2 separate regions of the Homo sapiens genome follow, and region 2 is linked to region 1. Evidence: read pairs that join two places in POLR2A ChIA-PET (ENCODE). Cell type or tissue: MCF 10A. All regions are shown on one strand. Each heading gives the region's core, and the rest is flanking DNA. Links, peaks and the distances in the headings are about the cores only. Region 1 overlaps LOC101929727 (a long non-coding RNA gene). Region 2 overlaps RNLS (renalase, FAD dependent amine oxidase).

Evidence for each region. Peaks named below come from ENCODE experiments on the same cell type or tissue, not always from the same donor. Only the 100,000 strongest peaks of a DNase experiment are listed, where the experiment ranks them.
Region 2: POLR2A ChIA-PET joins it to region 1 with 10 read pairs; 2 of 35 experiments call an interaction of 5 or more read pairs at or near these places.

Annotation. Positions count from the first base shown.
Region 1 is chr10:88,149,170-88,157,512 of GRCh38, reverse strand. All of the region lies in intron 1 of LOC101929727 (a long non-coding RNA gene), which reads right to left. Among named protein-coding and RNA genes, the nearest start is that of PTEN, 290 kb to the right of the region's middle. RefSeq lists an enhancer at 4,730-4,869. In MCF 10A, for the core only: no CTCF peak of the experiment used is centred there; DNase peaks (open chromatin) are centred at 4,562 and 6,942.
Region 2 is chr10:88,278,479-88,286,821 of GRCh38, reverse strand. It overlaps RNLS (renalase, FAD dependent amine oxidase), which reads left to right. Exons shown (of 7, transcript NM_001031709.3): 7 at 1,316-2,720. The coding sequence ends at 1,468. All of the region lies in intron 1 of LOC101929727 (a long non-coding RNA gene), which reads right to left. Among named protein-coding and RNA genes, the nearest start is that of RNLS, 300 kb to the left of the region's middle. In MCF 10A, for the core only: no CTCF peak of the experiment used is centred there; DNase peaks (open chromatin) are centred at 4,171 and 5,081.

The DNA of each region.
Region 1 (8,343 bases), core at 255-8,254:
CCCAGCATTGTCAGGAAAAGCAGCACAAGAGACTCGGAGGTCATGAAGTTCACTGTGGCCTGGAAAGGGGGCTGACCAGGAAGGCTAAGCTAGGAAGATGAAGGTAGAAGGTGGACTCTAATTTAGTTCTGTAAAATAATTCTAGAAACAGTATTAATCTCATATATTTCTATAGGCCTTTATAGATATAGACCTTTACAATGCACTTTTATAAGCATTATCTCATTTAATTTCTAAAATGGAAGGGCTTGTATTTAAACTCAGTCTTTACCAATTCTTAGCCATGGTGATCCTGGACCAGTCACCTCTATGAGCTGAAGTTTTCTCATCTGTGAAATGAGGATAATAAAAATACTGACTTCCAAGTATTATAATGAAATAGATGCAAAGCCTTTCACATGGTGCCTGAAGAAATAGTAAGCACTCTCTACATTTTATTTATCTTTTAAAAATTTTAATAGACCTCACACTAACCCTGTGAGGTGCCCAGAGCAGATGCTGCAACTCCATGTCACAGATGAGGAAACTTAGAAAACTAAAGCTCAGAAAGTGACTTGCCTAATATGGCCAGGGCATAGACCCTCAGAGAAACTAGAAAATGTGTTGTGTAATCAAAACTAAGAGAGCTCTGCACAGTGGCATTCTGAGTTGCATCTCCTTGTGTTTGTACCTCGTTGCAGCTGGGAAGAGTCAGAGGGACAAACAAGTTTCAGATTTTTAAACCGAAGGAAACTCTGACAGAAAATCCAGCGCTTGCTGGACCATTCTGATTCTCACCCAGCAAGGGTTAAATTATGCTCAGGAGGATCTCAGGAGACAGCAGGGTCCAAAAAAAGAAGGAAGGGTGTTGTCCCTGGGAGAAAGATGTGCCTTGAAAGCCCAGATGCCCTCACTCATGCACATGGCAGTGCTTGGTGAGGACCTCCACCCTTGAGTCAGCAGAGCTGTGTGCATGTGGCTGACCTCTGGTCACATATCTCAGCCCATACCATAAAACATCAACTTTCTGGAATCCCCATGAACTGACTCATTGTGGAGAGAGTTGAGGACTTACTTTTTAAAGCACCCAACACTTGACAAAATATCACCATTACCTTTGTAATGAAAATGTCTTAATGGGTCACAGACTTCCTTGGCTTTTTAAGCCGAGTAGGTGGAGTATAACTTATCCTTTCCTTGACAACTGACCATCATGAATGATGCTGATGCTGCTGTTCTGAGCAACCATATTTTGAGTAACAAGGTTCTAGATGATCTATGGAAAAGTACTAGGGAATGTAACAACTAGAATTAGCTAGAAGGGCACCATCATGAACATCCATTATTATACTGGGTTGTATACACTCATCTTCTTGGGATATTTTGAAGCATGTTGGAAAGAGGTTTCCACTAAACTAAATATTTCCAGATTACTGCCTGAGCTTTCTTAGTACTTCTCTGTGCTTCATTTAATATTTTTTGTCTTGTCTTTTATTCTTTTGCCCTTGCCTGCCTATATCTATCTCTTGTTCTCTCCAAACCCCTCTAACTTGCCTCTTCCCTTCTACTATAGACAGCCAAGCTTTATAAAATAGGTTGTAAAATAGGTACAAATAACACTTTAAAAGGGTGAATTTTATGATATATGAATTATATCTCAATAAAGCTATTTTAAAGTGCATTGCAAACTATAAAATCTTACAAAAGGTGAGAAATCACATCACTCTGTTTATATGATAATAAACTATTTCACTCTTTTATTTAAAAATATAAAAGCCCAAATAGGCTCTGAGTTGACTTAGAACTTCTCCAGAAGTAATATGCCTAAGAGTTAATGTATGGCCTTTGAGACATCTATTTTTGTTTACATAGGTGATTTTTTGGCTTAGTTCTTCATCTTGTAAGTGAAATTAATAGTGAGATGTGGTATGACTCTAGCTGCTTTGATTGAAGCCTCCTTCTTTATCCTTTCTTCATTCATTTGGCATTTTTGGATGGCCTACTCTGTGCTGGGCCCTAGGAGTAAACATGAATTTCTAAGTGATTCATAAGCAAATGAGTCCTTGTGCAGATCTTTAGGTGTAACACTCTAGGAAGTATGAGTTTTAATGCTTCCTTGATTTTTTTCCCTTAATAACTTCATGACCCCCAAATCCAATCAGTCCCTATAGAAGCAGCATAACCAACCAATTGGATTGCCAGCCTGTTGTTGGAGAGTTGGCCCACAGAGTGGAGATTCCTGATCAGAGGACAAAGCTGAAAGGACAACATAGAACTACTTCTAATTGTCACATTCCCTAGTACTTTTCCATAGATCAGCTAGAACCTTATTACTCAAAGTATGGTTGCTCAGAACAGCAGCATCAGCATCATTCTCATCACACCTTGTAGTGTGTGAGAAATAGAAAATCTTAGGCTCCACCCAAGACCTATTACAGTAGAAGCAGCCTTTTAACAAGATGCCCAAATGATTCATATGCTCATTAAAGCTTGAAAAGCACTGATCTAGATAATATTTTACACTAGCATGCCTGAAACACCTGTCTCTTCACCCACTGCAATAATCACAGCTTTCAGAGCCCTTAGATGAATGATGCCCAACATGAGAGGCCATCGTTTGGCACAGAGGCACATCCCACCAGTTAGTAGGCAGAAGACGGTCTTGATGATGCTGAGCAGATGTTCAGCGTTCTTGCTGAACAGTCAGAGACCATTGCTGTTCTCTTCACAATGTCTGTCAGGTTCAATAACTCTTCTCCAGTGACTCACCTCTTTATACACACGTGCTGTAATTTTCTTTAAAGACTAGTTTGTCAGCAGCATCCAAAGCTGGATCTACTTCCTTTGTTGCAAAACTTCATCTGTATTCTTGGAAATACCCGCCCCCCAGTTCAAATTCAACTCTAGTCTTCCTAACACCATTTCATTCATCCATTCGTTCACTTGAAAAGTACTTACTGAAAGATTACTATGTGCCAGGGACTACCAGCATCTCCACCATGTAAACATTTGCACTCCCTCTCTGCCAACTAGCTTGCTTGCTTGCCTTTAACACTTAGTTTCTACTTTTTACATAATATTGGAAACATTTTTAAGTAGAAAACATACTCTCTATCCTTAAATAACTAATACTGTAATTGAGAGGGCAAGATATAGAATTTAAAAATATGTGAAGAGTAAATTTTCAAGTCCCAAAAGGGATGATATATCCTATACTACAACAAGCACTGCATTGTGCCTGAGTCAAGAATCCATTAATCCACTTCAGGATCCTAGATACGTCTCTTTGTCCTTCTAATTTTCAGTTTCTTCTTTGTCTTTTTTGTTGTTTGTTTTTGTTTGTTTGAGACAGCATCTCGCTCTGTTGCCCATGCTGGAGTGCAATGTCGCGATTATGGCTCACTGCAGTCTCAACCTCCCAGGCTCAAGCAATCTTCCTGCCTCAGCCTCCCAAGTAGCTGGAAGGACAGGTGTGTGTCACCATGCCTGGCTAATTTTTCTATTTTTTGTAGAGACAGGGTCTTGGTATGTTGCCTAGGCTAGTTTTATCAACTACTAAAAAAAAGTGTTAGACCATCTAATCTTAAAAAATTCCTCCCAGTCTCCAACAATTCAAATGCCCAAAGATGGCATCCTAAACATATACACTGAAGGAATTCAAGGAAAGAAAATAAGCACATGGGTTTGGATAGGGAAACTTTATATCATCACAGTTAAGAGTCCATTTTGATGTCACACAATTCTAAACTCAAACCTTTGAGCTAGAAATTAATACGCTTGAGGTCTTTGACCACTGGCTTAATCTCTTTGATCCTCTGTTTTCTCCTTCATAAAGTGGAAATAATAATAGTAACTATTTTATAAGATTACTACGAGGATTAAATGGAATAATTCATGTAAGGTCCTTCACACAATGCCCGGCATGAAGGATGTGCTAAATCGATGATGGTAGTGATGCTGGTGCTGATGGTAGTATTTTTAGGAAGGTCTCTGTGGAACAAGCAAGCCTTCCCAGTAAGGATTAAATTCCACTTTGAGTTGGAAGAACTGGTGAGCTATAGGAGGTGAACTACAAGGGGACTGACCAACGGGCCATAGAGAAGCAAAAGGAAGGAATGGTAAGAGGTAGGGAAGATGGAATACAGGTAAGTTAATAGATAACTTTGCTGACCAGAATGGATGTGGGAGGGAAGACTTGGTTTGACAGAAAGAAACAGTGCTTGAGGGTGGTGTCTCTAACATTTCTGGGCAGATAATGAGGGGTTAAGAGACTCAAGGCAGGGAGACCAGCCAGAAGCCCATAGTTACCTCTGGATAAATTACTGGGATCTAGACAATAGAGCAAAAAGTCAGGAAGCAAAAGCTCTGTCCTCTGGAGCTCCCCAAGGATCTTCAAGATCCTCCCTAAGAAATTCCTCTTGGTCTCCTACACACACATGTTTAGTATTTTTTCTCACCCCAATTAAAACTGGAGGAAACATGCAACCATGCCCATGTGCCTGGAAGGTATGTGAGGAGCTGAGATCACATCCTGTCTGTGAGTTCTGAGTCAGAGAATCCCGTAAGAGGATATTGAAGGTTACTAAGCAGGCCATGTCACTTTCAGTCTGGCTGTAGTCAGATCTTGTTGGATAAGAGCAGGGCCCAAGCCCTCCAGGCATGGCAAGGCCTCTGCAGTGCCATGTGGTTGCTATTACTGAGCCTAAACAATGAGCCAAGAGCTCATACAGACTGCTCATCCTGGCCTATTTCATAGGCTACACCCCAAGGCTGTCCAGAAGAACAGAGACTGCCCCAACATAACCATGGTAGGCAAATTATTTCCTAGAGACACACCAGAGGTGGAAGTGGGAGAGAACTTGACCTAATTATAGACTAAATTGACCAGAACTTTGCTCCTGGGATAACGTTATCACTGCTTGTTCCTTAGCATGCTCACTTGGGTTTGGCACGTTGTGGCTCTTCTCCACAGCTTCCTGGATGGCAAACATTGCTCTGGCCCCGTATTCTAAACGAAGAAACTGTCACATGATACACAGAGAGGTGTCTGGTGAGATGGGACTTCACTAGGACAGTTCAGCAGTACACACACACACACACACACACATACGCTGGCACATCCATCACTGGAGTGGTGGTGGGTGAAGCATGATTTCATACTTCACAATCTCAGTAATCTTCTGCGGAAAAAAAGATGTGATAGGAGATGGATGCAAGTTTTTCTAGTAGCACATGGTGGTCATGTTCCCATGGCCATAACCAGGTGGAGAAGTGAGGTGATTATGCAGGCAAAGATTGCAGTTTCTTTGAAGAACCACCCCAGGAAGATTCTCCAAGATCTCTCTCATTCTTGGCCTAAACTCAAGTGTTCAGCAAGTGATGACTGAGTTCTGGCTGTATCAACAATAGCCTCAGATGCTTTGATGGATTCTACAATGCCCTTGATAATCTGCTAAGTAGGTGAGGCCTAGGGAGAAAGAGAAGGCTTCCCAGAGACAGTGACATTTGAGTAGGATTATGGATGATGAGTAGGGTTCAAAGGCCCGAACTGAGAGAGCCCATTTCTTCAGAAGCCTCTGCTGCTGATACAGCCCAGCAAATACAGTATTCCTAATGAGTGCAGCCTACTCTTTTTAAGTCTTATCTTAGTCTCCCCTCTTCACACCTTAATGTTCCAGAAGATATCTCCTGTAGTAGAGAGGAACTGGTTATCCTTGAAGTGAGGATCTCTTTGTTATCAAATGGCTTTCCCTCTCTGTTCTTTGTTGTCCCCACTCCTCCCTAAATCACAGCCCCAGCTCTAAAACTTTAGCACTAAAATCAGCTGAAACTGAGACCTTATTTTCTAAATAGAAACTGAGGAACTATGGCCCAATTCAGCAACATACAAATGTACCTACCTCATTGGATGGTTATGAGGTTTCAGTAATTGCTTACTATATCTAAAGCACTAGAATAGAGCCTAATGTGTATAAGCATTCTGTAAATGTTTTTCTAAGAACAATAATGAGGCAAGTGCATTGATGCACCTAGTACTGGGGATGGCTCAGAAGATGGAGTAATTGATTCTGGATGGAGGGGTCAGTTAAGGCCCAGAGAAAGTGACATTTCTTCTGGATCAGATAGGAGAACAGTTGAAGGGGTCTCAACAGTTGAAGGGATTAGCAAATAACACTAGCAAGGTTCTTACAAATTATATTTTTTTATTTGAGATTAATTCATAGTAAAAATCTTAGCAAATGTTATCAATATTGAATGAGGCTTAGCAGAACATTTCATTAAAAGTCTGTAGCAAAAAGCTCAAAATTATAAGATATCAGGACAGTAATGTGCTGGTAAATTAACAATGGACTGGGAGGTGTGGGAGGCCTGATGTGTAGAATTTGCCCATTTCTAGGATGTGAATACTCCAACCATAGCTGATTTTAAGCTTCATTAGTCCCCCCTTATCCAAAGGGGATACAATCCAAGACCTCTAGTGGATGTCTGAATCTGCAGATAGTACCAAACCCTATGTATACGGTCATATGTTGCTTCTGGACAGGGATAAGTTCCGAGAAATAAATTTTTGGTGATTTTGTCATTGTGCAAACATCATAGAGTGTACTTACACAAACCTAGATGGCAGAGCCTACTACACACCTGGGCTCTATGGTACAGAATATTGTTCCTAGGCTACAAATCTGTATAGTATTTTACTGTACTGAATACTGCAGGCAACTGTAACACAATGGTAAGTGTTTGTGTATCTAAACATAGAAAAGATACAGTGTTTGTGTATCTAAACATAGAAAAGATACAGTAAAAATACAGTATTATAACCTTATGGGACCACTGTCCTATATGTGTTCCATTGTTGACTGAAACTTCGTTATGTGGCCCATGATTCTACTGTGTCTTTTTGATTTGATAACCGCAAAGGCCACTAAGTGACTAATGGACAAGGAGCATCTACAATGCAGATACACTGGACAAAGGGATGACTCACATCAAAGTCTGGGTGGAGAAGGCTGGCACAGATTTCATCATGCTACGTGGAACAGCAGGCAATTTTAAACTTATGAATTGTTTATTTCTAGAATTTTTCATTTTGTATTTTTGAACCCCAGGTAACTGAAACCAAGGAAAGTGAAATCATGGAGATGAGGGAACTGCTGTACCAGAAATATCAATGGACTCATAAAATTCCTAAAAATTTAACTATTGGCTCTCAGAAGCCAGTACACCAGGGATGCCAGGAGCACTCTGGGGAATAGAGAACTTGGATTTTCTTATTATGGTGCCCAGGACAGTGGAGAAGACTGATCCAATGCCCTGATCAGTGCACACTTGGAGGCCAGAGTCTCTGGAGGTGGATGAGACTTCCTATTGACTGAACTGCATGACTACTGAATCAGGCATGGGTTTTATTTGCAAGAAACAGAAACCTCTGGCTATTTTAATCAAGAGGTATAGATAGCTCACAGATTTTAGGTGATTCATAGATCAACGTTAGGCTTCCAGTAGCAGTGTCCAAGACCAGGATAAGAAAATCCTCACCACTGCCAAGCAGTCAATGGCAAGGTCTGCCTTAAATCTCTATAGCAGGGCCTGCCACCCCTCCTTCCATCAGCTCTATGCCACTTCTGCTGCTGCTTCCACAGAACACCAGACTCCATTATAGTAAAAATAAAAGACAGACATCAGGCCTGTTTGTTCCCACGCTCCCTCTCTTCCAAAGGGATGGCTCCCTGGGAGCTTGTGATTGGTTGGACATAGGTCCGGTGCTTGCCTTCCTGCTGCACAAAAGTCTAGGTTTGAACTCTGTGCAGCTACTTGGGGAGTAAGATTCATAACTCATTCATTTCTCTAAAACAGAAAGACAAATCAAAAGTCGGAGGGCTAGTATCCTTCACAAAGTCCACTGAGATTAGCTTTAGGCCCTCCTCTGCCTTGCAGAAAGGCTCCCACTGGAACTCAATATTGCTATTCCTTAACTTCTTTCTACAAATAAAAATGTCACCTGCTAGGGAGGAATATAGGACACATTATGCCTAAGTTCTTGCCCCACTGTTTCTACACTATCACAAAAAGAAGTATTGTAAACTCTAACATTGTGTAGGAAAAACAGCCACACTTGGGATCAGACAGAGCCCATTGCCTAGGCCCTCTGTGCCTCAGTTTTGTCAACTGTAGAATGGGGACAATAATAATACTCTACCTCATTTGTTGTGGTGAGGATTCAATGAAATCTGCTAGGTAAAGAAACCTGTATCACAGTGGTGCTCAGAGCCTGTTAAAACTTTTTATGAGGGGCAATATGGCATAGTGGCAAGAGGATGACTTTTGGAGTCAGACAGACAAAGTGATGGATATGACTTGAGC
Region 2 (8,343 bases), core at 270-8,269, 130 kb before region 1:
GACCCTATCTCTAGAAGAAAAAAAAAAACTGTAAGGGAATATACTGACTCAGCCTATCTAGAACAAAGATCTCAGAACCATAATTTAAATAGAATTTATTACATTTCTTGATTTTTTTTTCCTGATTTTTAAATGAGTAAATCCTCATGGGCCTTACTCTATTACTATCCATGAAAACACTGTATAAGAGAGACTAGAACTGTCATATTGTCATCCAGGTGAATGGAGCCCCCTGAAGTTGTACAGTGAAGCAGTCCCAAGTGAGATGGCCATTACAACAAGTTTTCATATTCTGGTTTTTTAGAGGGTTTTTGGTGTTTCAGTGGCCAAATCATCTCAGTGTCCAACATAACTACATTCACCTCCCACTCATTCTCCTTACTGCAAATGCTTATTAGCCATCATCCATCCAAATTTTGAGAATATTTTCTCCAGAAAAACAATCTCTGTGTCTTTTTTCATACTTTCAGATATGAAAATAAAAAGCTGTTTAAAAAGACTGCTTTGGGGTCAGTCTACTCTCAGGACTGAAATTTCCTTAAGGACAAGGTTGTGAAATTTTAAAATTCTCCTGCTCCAATGTTCAGCATGGAGCCTGGGCCAGAACAGCGCTCAGGAAATATGTGAGGAAGAAGGAACCATGGGATGAGGAGTAGTGGAGAGAAACTGAAGAAGGATGTATTGGTCAATTTGGGCTGCTATAGCAAAATACCATAGAGTGGGTGGCTGATAAACAGAAATTTCTTTCTGGCAGTTCTGGGGTCTGGGAAGAGCAAGATCAAGGCACTGGCAGATCCAGTGTCTGGTGAGAGCCCTCATTCTCATAGATGGCACCTCTGGCTGTGTCCTCACATGGTGGAAAGGACCAACAAGCTTCCTTGGGCCTGTTTTATAAGGAGCTGATTCCATTCATGAGGAGTTTGCCCATGATCTAATCACCTCCCAAAATGCCCCACCTTCTAATATCATCACCTCGGGGGTTAGGACTTCAACATATGAATTTCAGGGGGATAAACCTTCAGACTATAGCCCCTACTAATTTTGAAGTTCAGCCCACTTCTGATTACCTTATCTAATAACTGAAAATTTAAACATTTAAGAATATAAATATAAACACTTGAACTGGGGTTGAGGGGCGTTTAGTGAGTCTTGGTTTGTTTTTTGTTTCTTGTGTGTGCATTTTTTTTGTTTGTTTGGTGCTTCTTGTGAGAAATCTTGATTTCTCCAGGTAGACTAACCTTTTCCAGGTGGGTGTTGCCATGACAGCACAATAGAGCACAGAATGTCAATTGCAATCCTCTTTTTACTTTTTCAGGTTACAAATGCTGCTGCCAACTGTCCTGGCCAAATGACTCTGCATCACAAACCTTTCCTTGCATGTGGAGGGGATGGATTTACTCAGTCCAACTTTGATGGCTGCATCACTTCTGCCCTATGTGTTCTGGAAGCTTTAAAGAATTATATTTAGTGCCTATATCCTTATTCTCTACATGTGTATTGGGTTTTTATTTTCACAATTTTCTGTTATTGATTATTTTGTTTTCTATTTTGCTAAGAAAAATTACTGGAAAATTGTTCTTCACTTATTATCATTTTTCATGTGGAGTATAAAATCAATTTTGTAATTTTGATAGTTACAACCCATGCTAGAATGGAAATTCCTCACACCTTGCACCTTCCCTACTTTTCTGAATTGCTATGACTACTCCTTGTTGGAGGAAAAGTGGTACTTAAAAAATAACAAACGACTCTCTCAAAAAAATTACATTAAATCACAATAACAGTTTGTGTGCCAAAAACTTGATTATCCTTATGAAAATTTCAATTCTGAATAAAGAATAATCACATTATCAAAGCCCCATCTTAAGTCTTCGGATGTGTCCTTGAATCAATATTTTTGCAAATTATACAAAACAAGATTTTTCCAAAATGTAGGTAACAGAGTGTAATTCTTATTTCTCATTTATCCCCCAAGTTATTAAGTGATCCTGAATTGTAGGTCATATATGTCATCATCTTAGTGTGGAGGGCAACTTGACTGATAAAGAGACCTTCCTTCAGATTTTCAGAAAGTATAAGATTCCACATGATTTTCCCAGCCACACAGTACTTTTTAACTTTCAAACAAATTCCAGTCCTAATATGAAAGATAAAAATTAAATAGAAACAGAGAGAAAGTATATCGATCCTTACCTTTTGCTATATTTTATAGCTGTTGCTGTTACTTTATGGGTTCTCCAGTATGTGCTGTGGCATTTAGACTGTGTCGAGTTTAATGAATTTAACACAACAAAAAATTTACTGAACCAGAAAATAGATGCACTTAAAATAGTTCAATATTTGCCAAGTTGGTGGTTCAGCATATCACCCACATGCTTCAGTGACCTGACCCCACGACTTGCTAGCTGGAGAGAAATCAATCTCCAGCCTTCCAAACCAGCTACCTGTTGCTAATTTGAAAAGCAAAATGATGAGTTCTATTTCAGCATTTTGAAAGGAGAAAAATCATTGCAGCCTCTCAAACTAACAAAAGTTCAACAAAAGACTTCTTACTGTAATAGTGTTTAAAGTTTCACACTTACATGTCCACTGTCATACATACACATACACAGGCACAGGCAGAACTTGCTTCTATAGCTGCAAAGTGGGTTTTATGACCCTATAGCATATTATTATATGTTTCCTCTTAGCAATAAATTGGTGAAAAACTTAAATGCCAACATGTGGTTAATGTCACTTATTTTGAAAGCAGAGGGAGGAAGAAGGAAATTTGTAGTCTCTATAAAATGATGAAAAATAGTGATTTTTTGTTATTTTCGCCCATATTTGACTAACATTTGTCTTTATTTATATTTTTTAAATTTTAAATGTAGGGATACATATACAGGTTTGTTATATAGGTAAACTTGTGTGACAGAGATTTGTTGTACGGATTATTTTGTCACCCAGGAGTTAAGCCTAGTACCCATTAGTTATTTTTCCTGATCCTCTCCTCCCTCCCACCCTCTACTCTCAGGTAGGCCCCACTTTCTGTTGTCCCCTGTATGTGTCCATATGTTCTTATCATTTAGCTCCCTCTTGTTAGTGAGAACCTGTGGTATTTGGTTTTCTGTTCCCTCATTAGTTTGTTAAAGATAATGGCCTCCAGCTCCATCCATGTTCCTGCCAAGGACATGATCTCATTCTTTTTTATGGGTGCATCATATTCCATGCTATGTATGTACCACATTTTCTTTATCCATATTCTACCATATTTACCCTTAAAATATGGTAGAAAGGTCATTCAAATTAACTATTTTGTTTTTAACAAATATAATTCAGGAGCCATTTGACTGAAAGCACCCTGAACCTTTAAAAACAATGCTATATTTGTTTTATGAATTTATGTCCTCCAAAGGAGGGGGAGGGAATTTGTAAAGCTGGGATGGGTTGCTTGGAGACCGTACTCCTCTAAGCCATTACTAATGACTTTTAATATCTATTCTTTCTAACTCTGCATCTGTTTTTATAAGACTATGGCAATATGAGGAAAAACCCTACTTGATATGTAGATCATTGTTACTTTGCTATTTTAATTATTTTGAAAACTTATTTTACATTTAGATTTTCTTTCAATTCTTCCCCATTAGAAATGAAATGGTAGAAATATCTCCTCCTGGAAGCCATCCCAGACGGCCATAAAATTCAGCTGGCCAGGATGCTCTGAGAGACACAAGGCTAAGATATCAAACTCCCCTGGGAGATGGGAGTCAGCACCAGGTAGAACAGTGGCCAAGGTGTATGTATGTTAGCCCCACGGGGCCACACATCATCACAGTATTTCCAAACAAGAACTTTTATTAATCAAGCCAGCCAAGGAAAGCTGTTCTGTTTTGAAAGGAGCGTATTCAAGTGAGAAACGGCTTGAGCAGTGGGGTGATTTAATACTTGTTAGCTGATAAATATAGCCTTTGCCAGAATAAAACTTTATGATGCAGTGTTGAAAAGCTTAATTACTAAACTGTCTATGCACGTCTTGCTCAGGCAGCAAGGGTGACAAATTATAGCAGTGAAATAGTATTTTTCACCTTTGGCATTTCTGAAGGAGAAGAGTATGTCTAAAAACATCAAGAAAGCAGCAGTAATCCCAGACCAGATATTACTGGGGGGAGGGCGGGGAGGAAGACACTTCGTTGAGTCATCAAGCCTTCTGTGCAAAATGCCATGGTCCCCACCCCCCGCCTACCCACTACCTTGTTAACTGAAGAGAACAGGGTCAATTTTACATTTTTCTGGCATTTTATACTCATCCAAGCGTGTGTGTGTGTGTGTGTGTGTGTGTGTGTGTGTGTGTGTGTGTGTGTATTTTCACTTTTCATCCTCCTAACACCTCTGTGAAATAAGCAGAGCAGAGAATTCTTATTTACATTTAACAAGTGAGGAAACCAAGGCACAGATCTTGGCCAACCAGGGTCACGTAATGTTATTCCAGGACAAGAGCCCAAGCCCCTCATGACCCGTTTCTATTTACAGGCACCATGCTGCTGCCAGATGAACATGCTAATTAAAACTGAACTGAAATATTAGTTGGGGGTACAGTCCGCATCATGTGGTCTTCTTATTGATGTTTCATTTCAGAGAGTTAACACTAATCCTGATGTGATATATACAGGAGTCTAATATGGGATAAAGTCTCTGTAAGTACTGGCTAAGTGATTCATACTCCTGTTACTTTCATTTGCTGGTTTATTTCCTTCTTTGGGGGGTACTTGCTGTGAGAAATAGCTGCATGCTAATGACACTGAATTTCAACCCAGCTGTAGCTGGTTACAGTACAGACTCACCGTGCGTTCATCCTTTCCATCTGATTCCTCTTTGTTTCTTTGTTCCCCTTGTTTTGCTCTCTTCTTTTCTTCCAGTTTCTGCCATTTCTTCCTCCCCTTCTATTTTTTTTCCTGCCTCTTCTCCTATGCCTAATTCTACATTCTCAGAAAAACCGGGAATATGAATGCAATCACCTTATGATTCATAGTATTTGTACTTCCAGGTTTTAATATATCAGGGTTTTGTTGTGGCTGTTCTTAAAATGTAAAGCTGGAAGCCATCCCAGAGGGATGATCCTGTTTGTTATTCAAGTTGATTGGACAACCCTTATGTTGATTTTCGAAAGTGATGCAAGAATTTAAAACTGGCCATAGCTTTCAGGGATCTCAGTGCTAATAAACTAAAACATGACTTGTATGGTTTCTTTACACCAATTCTTTACTCTTCCTGTCACACGTGTGCAAAGCCTGGGACCAGGCTGCGTAGTGTACACAATGGAATATAATCAGCAATCCCCACCCAGAGATTCTACTTAGGAGAAGACAAGACCCCTGGAGTGGGAGACAGAGTAGAGGTACATGTTGACAAGGTCACAGGCAGTGAATAAGATGCTCTAATTCGTGAAGCTAGGGAGTCCTAAGAGAAATGTTTCCTTTGGGGAGAAAGGATCCCTGAACAAATACAGAGACGCCTCAGTCAAATACATCCAGCAATATCCCTCCCCTCCACACCATACCTGGGTTGACCTGGCTGACTTCAGAATCCAAACTGCATATTAGTGTGCTCAGCACAAATAAGTTCTTACTGTGCAGAAAGCTCAGCAGAACAGAGAAAGAGGTCTGTGGCAGGAGAAAAAAGTCTCAGCAAACATCAGATGATCTGGTGCAGGACCAAACTGCTGTATTTCAGTCTGGAATATATTTGTGTTTTAGCCAGTATCATCTGACCAGGTAAACCAAGGAAGGTAGAATGGTAGTATGACTCACGTTTCCTTCTCAATAGACAGTAATTATTGTCCACTCAACAGTTCACAGCAGAATCCCACAAAAGAGCCTGCTAAGGAGAAGGAATCTCTAAGGGGTTGTTAATGTAAAAGGCTGGTTGAATTATGGAACCCTGTGGAATATCTAAGCTTAGAGAGGTTTGGAAACCATTTAGACCAGTTCTTAACCATCTTGGATTTTGAACCTGTTTAAGAAGCTATAGAAAGCTATGGATCTCCTAATAACAACAACAAAGACAACTATGCATATGAGCACATAGAATTTGCATACCATTTAATGCCTGCTGACCAGCTGCTTGTTTTTGTAAATAAAGTTTTATTGGAACACAGCCTCACCCATTCATTTGTGTATTACCTGTGACTGTTTTGCACTACAGCAGTAGAGATAAGTGTTTTTGACAGAGACCATATGGCCTGCAAAATCTAAAATAGTTACTATGTAGTCCTTTAAGAAAATGTTTACTGACCCCTGTTTTAGGTTCAACCCCTCCCCCCACACATCTGTCTGTAGACACTCAGGGGTCCAAGGAGAACCTCTAAATCTTAAACCTATCACTTTACGTAAATATGATCTTATCTTTGATCCACACGTCTGGTCCATTGTTCCTTGATCCTATGCCACGTTGTAAATCCCTTAAGGCAAGCCTATAACTTTGCAGTTAAGAACACATCATCTGCAGTTAGATCTGCGCTTTAATCTAAAGTTTGCCCCTCATTGTGTGACCTTGATGCAGTTAAACAATCTCACTTAGCTTCCTTTGTCATCGGCAAAATGAGTTATTGATAGCTACCTCATAAGATTGTTGTGAGGCTTACGTTCATATAAAACCTTAAGAGAGTGCTGAACACATAGTAAGTACTTAGTAAATAATAACAATGATGATGTTGATCATAAAGGGGGGAGGAGGAGAGGAGAGGGGAGGAAGAGTTTAACCCGGTGCCTCTGAGGCCTCTGTGAAGGCCAATTTCCTCTGTAGTCACATAGGACACAGGAGAATTGATGATAAGGAGAGTTAGTGGATAGACAGCAAAACATGGTGAAACCCAGAAGCTTAAAAGCTCTAGGTTGCTTCAAAACCATGAGACAGAATAGCAGTCAGTGTCTCCTGGTGACCAGCTCTGGGCCACTTTCTGTTTTCCAACTACAGTGAGTAAGTAGACAGCTTACCTGGGGAAAAGGTGGTTTGCTCTAATGTAGTCCTTGGAAAGACACTAGGAAAGGTCATTACCAGGAGTAGTGATGGTATAAAATAGAAGCATTCTCTGCAAGAACGTTGTCTTTTTTCTTAGCAACCATATGTGCTGAATGCAAAGAATTGCACGCTTGGATTGGATTCTGCTGAAGATTAGTGAATCTCCGAAACACTGTGAAAACTAGGAGTGAGTTATTTCACACTCCTAAGTGTTTGGCTAAGTATGCAGATTCATTTCCTGTCCCTGGCCTTCATTTTAAACAGCTCAATTCCTGGTGGGGTCGGTGACATCCTGAATATGCCACTTACTAGATGTATGATCTTGGTCCAATTCCTTTGTCTCTGTCTCGAGCCGCAGGGCCCTCGTCTATGAAATGTGGATACAATTTTACCTACTGTAGGATTATTCTGAGGGTTATAGTATGTACATGCAAAGTGTAAGCATTGTGTCCTGCGTAGAGAAAACACTCCATAAATGCTGGCCATTATTATTACTATTATAATAGTAAAATATGATTTAGGAAAATAATCCCCTTTGATAGCCGTCACTACATCTATAGGTAGCTTTAGATCTAGCTAGGAAGCCACTTCAGTATTTGTAGAACTCACTGGTGACTGTATTTAAGTGCCACCTTAAGGTAGGCCTCTTCAAAAATTCTTACTGACTCTTGAATGAATAAATGCTGTCTGTGGTTTGTGGCTGTGCTCTTTCAGAGACCTTGCATGGCACTGTGTTCTCCCCCAGCCGATCTAGCCTCCCCACTCTTGTGATACTTACCCCATGTGTACTTACTTGTTCAATATCTGCTTTCTGCCAAAATTGCAATAGCCACAAAAGTGGGACCTGGCACATAGGAGTTACTCAGTAAATATCTGTTGATCCAAAGAATGAATGAATGAACTTAACTAATTAACTTTTTTTATTCTAATATTAGTAAGTACCAAAGGAAAATCTTGCTGACACAGAATTATCTCACAGAACAAAAATGTACTAACCTCATCCTTAACAGAGGCAATAATTACAATAGTATCTATATTTGCTTTATGTGGTTTCTATTCAAAGTCATTAGGTGATTTCAGAAAGTCTTTACTTTATACTACATCCCATTATATTTTGGAAGAGGTTGGGGGAAGGCGGGAGAGTTGCTCTACCATTAGAAATATGGTACTTAAAATGGGCCATCTCTATGTAGTTGGTATGTTGTGTATGCACATGTGTGTGCTAGCGTGGGAGAGGGGAGGGGAATGGTGCTGTCCTTGTGCAAACAATCAACATAGCTTCTGTAGCAGTGTATTCTGTTATTGTGATTTTATCACCTACCAATGACATGTAAGCAGGGTTTA